Regions from separate parts of the Homo sapiens genome. Here region 1 is linked to region 2. The links are chromatin contacts, found by Hi-C in ENCODE. All regions are on one chromosome and are shown on one strand. Each heading gives the region's core, a stretch centred on a gene start or an enhancer-like site at or near the end of the contact. The rest is flanking DNA. Distances are from core to core; before and after follow the strand shown.

Region 1 (2,700 bases), core at 46-2,545, 2.4 Mb before region 2:
AGGGAGGTTCAGAACTGTTCTCCATTGATTTGCTTAACAAAGATATTTTCATTTTCCACCAAAGGGTTTGGCTGTGAAAACCTTTGCAGAAATAATATTTTAGGAGTTTTTTCCCCCTGTACTGTCAACTGATTTTTAGTAAGCATATGACTTTCTGTATGTATCATCCAATTGATTTAAAAATGAATCAATGAATGTATTTATTGATCGCCTGCCTCGCTTCACAAAGGAATGTGAGGAAGGACACCCAATTTGGCATTGCTGTGTTTCTCTGTATTTGGGTCATGCATTTTTTCTTGCTTTCCACATTGAAAATGTGGTGGATGCAGTAGATTGGCTTTAAGTGTCAGGCCTTCCCTCATTTACTATACCTTTTTGTGTTTCACAAGCTGGAAAGCTACCAACTACATGCTCTAGACATCCTTGCTGCTAATATTCTGCATGTCAGATTGGTCTCACCAATGGCACGCAGCAAAGCAAGATTTGCAGGTGCTGTTTTCTTGCTGCTGGCAAATGCAGCCGTGGAGACCACCGTTTTTTGCAGCACTGTTCCAGTGTCCTGTTAATTGTTCTGTCGGTGTTGAGAGGAGGTTGGGGACCAGGCATGGCAACTTCCTGACGCCATCTTCCTGATTGTGGGCAGCAGCCACAATCAGCAATCTTATCTAGGTAGTCATCCATGGATGTTCAGCTCAGCCCTTCTCCAGCCTTTCCAATGATTTCGAATGTCCCCAATTCCCCCTAACGAATCCCTTTCTGACTAGGAGTAACTAGCTGAGTGCTGCAATGAAATCCTGACTGACAGATTTGTAAACTCTTTGCGGGCAGGAACCCTTGATATAAATAAATGACCTTGCATTTTAATGGAGGGAAGCAGAAGGATAAACAAATGAATAAGTGAAAAGTTTTAATAAGATGGTGATGCGTAAAAAATAAAGCTGGTTAATGGGGAGTGCAGGAAATGAGCGCAGCTGTCTTGCCGTTTTAATCAGATAGGTCAGAGAAGGCTTCTCTACTAGGGTGGCTTTTGACCTGCCTCTCTGTTAGGTCAATTGTGTGCGAGGCCCTGATGGAGTTACTGTGTTAAAATGCAATGATTCAATTACTCCATTACTTAGATACCCTTTAAGTGACACTACGGTTGTCCATCTCCCCGCTATTGAATTGTTTACCCACAGTAAGCATGGCGGGAAGAGCTTCGATCCGACCCTTGAACGCTCAATAAAAATGGCGACAGCACTTCCTGTACTTGCCCTCAACAAAGATGGTGTCAACACTTCCTGTTTAGGGTTTTCGCCATTAACAAAGATGGTGCTTATGGGGCAGGTTCCCTAACAGTCAGGATTCCGGTTGCAGTTTTTCTCCCCCGCCCCAAAGATACGTGGTTGCAGACGTAAGTAACAGGAATCCATCTTTCTTTGAAAGTCCTGCATTGTAGCGTCTGCGACCTGGGCCCTGCGGGGGCTTCCCCGCCCCGCTAACTTGCTCCGCATTTCCGATCCGGGCCAAGGCTGGGTGGCTGCGGCAGTGCCGGAGGCCCGCTCTCCCCTTGGTCCGCTCTTTAGTTCATTCCCAGCACTCCCTCTTTAGCGGGTCAAGTTGCCGCAGAAACCGCCCGTAGTCTTCCTGTTTGATACAAGGGTTTCAGCGGCCGAAGCAGAGCCTTTTTAAATAGTTCCCAATGGGCGCTCACGGCCAAACGTGAACACCTCCCCTCCTCACCTGTCACCTCCTGAACTTTACAGGGTTGCGAGGGGGAGTGTGGGATCGGGTGTCGCCTAGCCGTGGTCGTACTGCCCGGGTGTGTCTGAAGCCCCATCTGTCATCCCTGCCTGCCTTCCCGGTCACTTAACCTTCACTGCCTTACACACAACCAAGCCACAGCACACTGGTGCAGGGGTGGTGGAACTGCACCTTCAAATCGTGCCTGGCTACTGACCAGTGCTGGGGTGTGTGCTTTTTTTGAAAGAAAAAAATCCCATAAAATGTCCCATGCATGTGCGGCCACGACAGTGTTGTGCTGGAGATTCGGAATTCTTAGTGGGAAGGAATGGAGTCTGTGACTGTATATTGTGTAAAGTTTATTGTAGACTGGGCACAAACAACAATTTTCTTAAAGGTGATCGTGTAGAGGACTTTTAGCGAAAAGAGCCTTAAATTCTGAACCTGCTGATTTCTGTCCTGCACTCCTATTACTGATCAGGTTTTGCAAATACTTGTGATCAAAAAAAGGGGACCTGCGTCCACCTTGGCAGTTTCTGCCTTGGTGGTGGTGGTGCAGGTCTGATGAGGGCAATGTGAAAATAAAACCACCATTTCTTCTCCAGCGTGTTAAAATTAGTGCTGCTCTGTAATCTTCAGATAAAAATTGCTTGTTCAGAAGGGTCTCTGACCCACTTTTTTTTTTTCTTTTTCCAAATTTCTTTATTGAACGAGGAATTGAGCTGGGACCCCATTGTGTGAAAAGCAGAAACAGAAAAGATGATTCATCTTCATTGTTGTTCATTATGTTAGGAAACATTCAAAATTAACCTGGCTTGGCTTAATCAGTGAATTAAATACCATGACCTGGCAGTCTGCTATGGTTTAAAGATGTGCTTGACCTGAAGGAACTTACATTGCAGTGACACTGTCTTTAGGGCCACATCAACATGTCTGTAATTTGAGCTGTGATTTTGGCTCTTTCCAGGGAGAAATGGA
Region 2 (2,700 bases), core at 86-2,585:
CCGAATTTGGCTGTCTTTTCATGACCCTCTTATTTTTAAAATGATCTTCTATGAAATTCTTCAGGTGAAAGGTACCTTCAGATGAAAGGTATAAACCAAATACTATTGGGCAATTTGAGCAAGAACATTAAATATAGGTTATGATACAGATAAAATCATTGAATAATATTCCATGAATCTACAACCTTTCTTCATTCCAATGGTTATAGAGTTTGTAGAAGTATGTGTTTTCTAAGTGAAATAACTACTTGGCTCCTTGGAACCAACTATTAAAAAAGCGTATTGAATCATCCTTAGAAAATTTGAACGTCCCATCCGTTCTTAAATTATTAGAAGAAAGTTGATAAGATTAAAAAGTAGAAAGGACCCTGAAGAGAGAGAGCTGCGCCTAGAGTTAGCAAGCAGGGACTGTTAGTTTCAAAGTAGGGCGGAAAGAAGAGGCCTGCCCGGCCGGGGCTGGAAATCCTAAGAGGCTTGAGAACGACTAGCAGGGAGATCCAGGGAACTAGGAGGGAGACGGATGGGTGGTGCCCTGCAGACCTGTGGATTGAAATAAGTGTTCCCGGGAGGCAACCGTGGGATCAGGGATCGACAGGACATGGGATCTGAGACTTGGGTGAGATTGTTGACTGAGGAAGGTGCCCAGGGGGCTGGGAAAAGTCTGGGGCCTGAAGAAGGGGGTTCTGGGCCGCAGGCCGAAGCAATGGGGAGGCCATGGAGTAATTAGAGCCAGGAACTAAAATTATGGGGGCTACTGCAAAGATGACACCTAAGGGCTGGGTGAGTTGAGAGGAGTGGACGAGGCGCTGGATGTGCCCAGGGACCTCGGAGAGAGGATCCAGGCGAGGGGCGGAGGAGACATACGTATAAGTGGGGGCTGAGGGAAGGGATGCAGAGGCGTAAGCGGGGTTGAGAAGGGGTGCTGTGAGAGATCTGGGGGCTGAAGTGCACAACATGAGTTGGATGGAGGCTACAGAAGAGCAGACGGGGACGTGGGGCTAGGCAGGGGCCGCGGCGGGGTGAGCCGGAGATCCGGGAGCCCGCAAGGACTAGGGTCGAGGGGCAGGGAGCCCGGGAGAGGCGGGCACTGGGCAGGCGCCCCACTGTACCAGGCTGCGCAGATTGTCCTCCTGAGACTGGACCGTGAGAGCAGCAGTCCCGGTCAGCGTCCGGCGAGTAAAGTCGACGCTGCAGCGCAGGTGCAGGTGCTTGGTCCGGCAGACGGAAGCCGGAGAGGCCAACGAACAGGTATCCACTATCTCGGGCATGGCTCTGGGGGATCACACAGCACAGCGACCTACAGCCCAACGCTCAGCTACCAGACTCGTCGATAGAGAACCTGAGGAGGAGGGAGAGAGGTAAAGAAGAGGAGGAGGGATTCGCGGTGCACGCCGGGAAAGGAAGTTTCTTAAAGTCAGACGAGCGTTGGGGGATGGGTGAAGGAACTACAAGTTCCATGGTGCCGCGCGGCAAGCGGGCGCTTGGCTACCTGGGAGCGTGTGTGTTAGGGATGTTGAGGGGGACCAAGCGTGCTCCTGGAGCTGAAGAAGAGGAGGGGAGTAGGGGCAGTTAGAAGGGTGGCCGAAGGGAAATGATGAGAATGGAGGGGGAGATAAAACTGAACACTACCATTTTGGCTCTGTTCAACTTTCGTGGAAGCTGTGGTGGCAAACGTAAGAAAATCAGGTTCATTGGTGTTTGCATATAGCGAGGGCGGGGCGGAGCAAAAACGTAGAAAAGGCCTATCAGAAGGCTTTCTTTCGTGCGGTTCCTCGTTAGTATAGTGGTGAGTATCCCCGCCTGTCACGCGGGAGACCGGGGTTCGATTCCCCGACGGGGAGGCACAGTAATTGTTTTTTGTTTTTAGCTGTAAGTAATTCAAGGTTTAAACAGTTGTTTTGTCAGTTTCAGTGTTTATTATGTATATCCCCAGAACCTGCATCTCTCAAACGGAGAAAGCCAACATTCCCATCTTAGAAACTAATGAATTTCTATAAAAGTTATGCACTGGTCGCAATGGGAGTACAGAGCTGGGACATCTAGCTCAGCTCTGGGGCCTTTGTGGCAGGTGAAGGAGGATTGAAGGATGCCTTGCCTTTAGGGTGGGGCCTCAAAATTAAAACTGGAAAAATTGGAAGAGGCTAGGTTTCGAAGGACCTTAAATAGGTGGCCTTTTAATCCTGGGTGCATTAATGGGGGACCCACTGAAGAGTTTTCAGCAGGCGACTGATAAAGCATGGTCAGACTCATGTTATAAAATGCGGTATCAAAACCATTAGCAGGAGATTTAGGAAACTATTAAAATGGCTCAATCAGAAGATGCTGGGGGCCTGACATAGGTAAGTAGTAAGTTAGGATAGAGAGGAAGGAATGAATAGAAGGAATACTTATATAAGTGGATTCACAGATTGAGAGGAGACGAAGGTGGCCCAGGCTTTCGGCTTCAGTGGCTGGCTAGTCATTAACCAGAGGTAGTAGTCTATATGAAGAGGACAGTATGTTAGGCTGTACTTGCATTGCTATAAATACCTGAGACTGGGAAGAAAAGGGGTTTAATTGGTTTACAGTTACGCAGGCTGTACAGGAAGCATAGCTCCAGTATGCTTCCAGGTAGGCCTCAGGAAGCTTACAATCATGGCAGAAGGTGAAGAAGGGGCAGGCCTCTACATGGCCCGAGCAAGAGCAAGAGATTGCGGGGCC

The links. A loop is a pair of places that touch in the nucleus more often than their neighbours do. Pooled maps may share reads with other maps.
Region 1: a map of CD8-positive, alpha-beta T cell shows a loop between it and region 2 (18-fold over the local background). The contact joins the promoter of CRADD here to the promoter of LTA4H in region 2. A Hi-C loop is called at or near these places in 2 of 168 maps with a recorded cell type or tissue (CD4-positive, alpha-beta memory T cell and CD8-positive, alpha-beta T cell) and 9 of 50 pooled maps.

The regions. Positions count from the first base shown.
Region 1 is chr12:93,676,080-93,678,779 of GRCh38, forward strand. CRADD (CARD and death domain containing adaptor protein) reads left to right here and starts at 1,296. Exons shown (of 3, transcript NM_003805.5): 1 at 1,296-1,393; 2 at 2,690-2,700. The coding sequence starts at 2,696. RefSeq lists enhancers at 537-1,352, 1,141-1,380, 1,353-2,167.
Region 2 is chr12:96,034,252-96,036,951 of GRCh38, forward strand. It overlaps LTA4H (leukotriene A4 hydrolase), which reads right to left and starts at 1,336. Exons shown (of 19, transcript NM_000895.3): 1 at 1,110-1,336. The coding sequence starts at 1,268. It overlaps TRD-GTC2-8 (tRNA-Asp (anticodon GTC) 2-8), which reads left to right and starts at 1,770; the gene lies at 1,770-1,841. RefSeq lists enhancers at 435-524, 1,115-1,534, 1,975-2,024, 2,045-2,094 and a silencer at 965-1,064.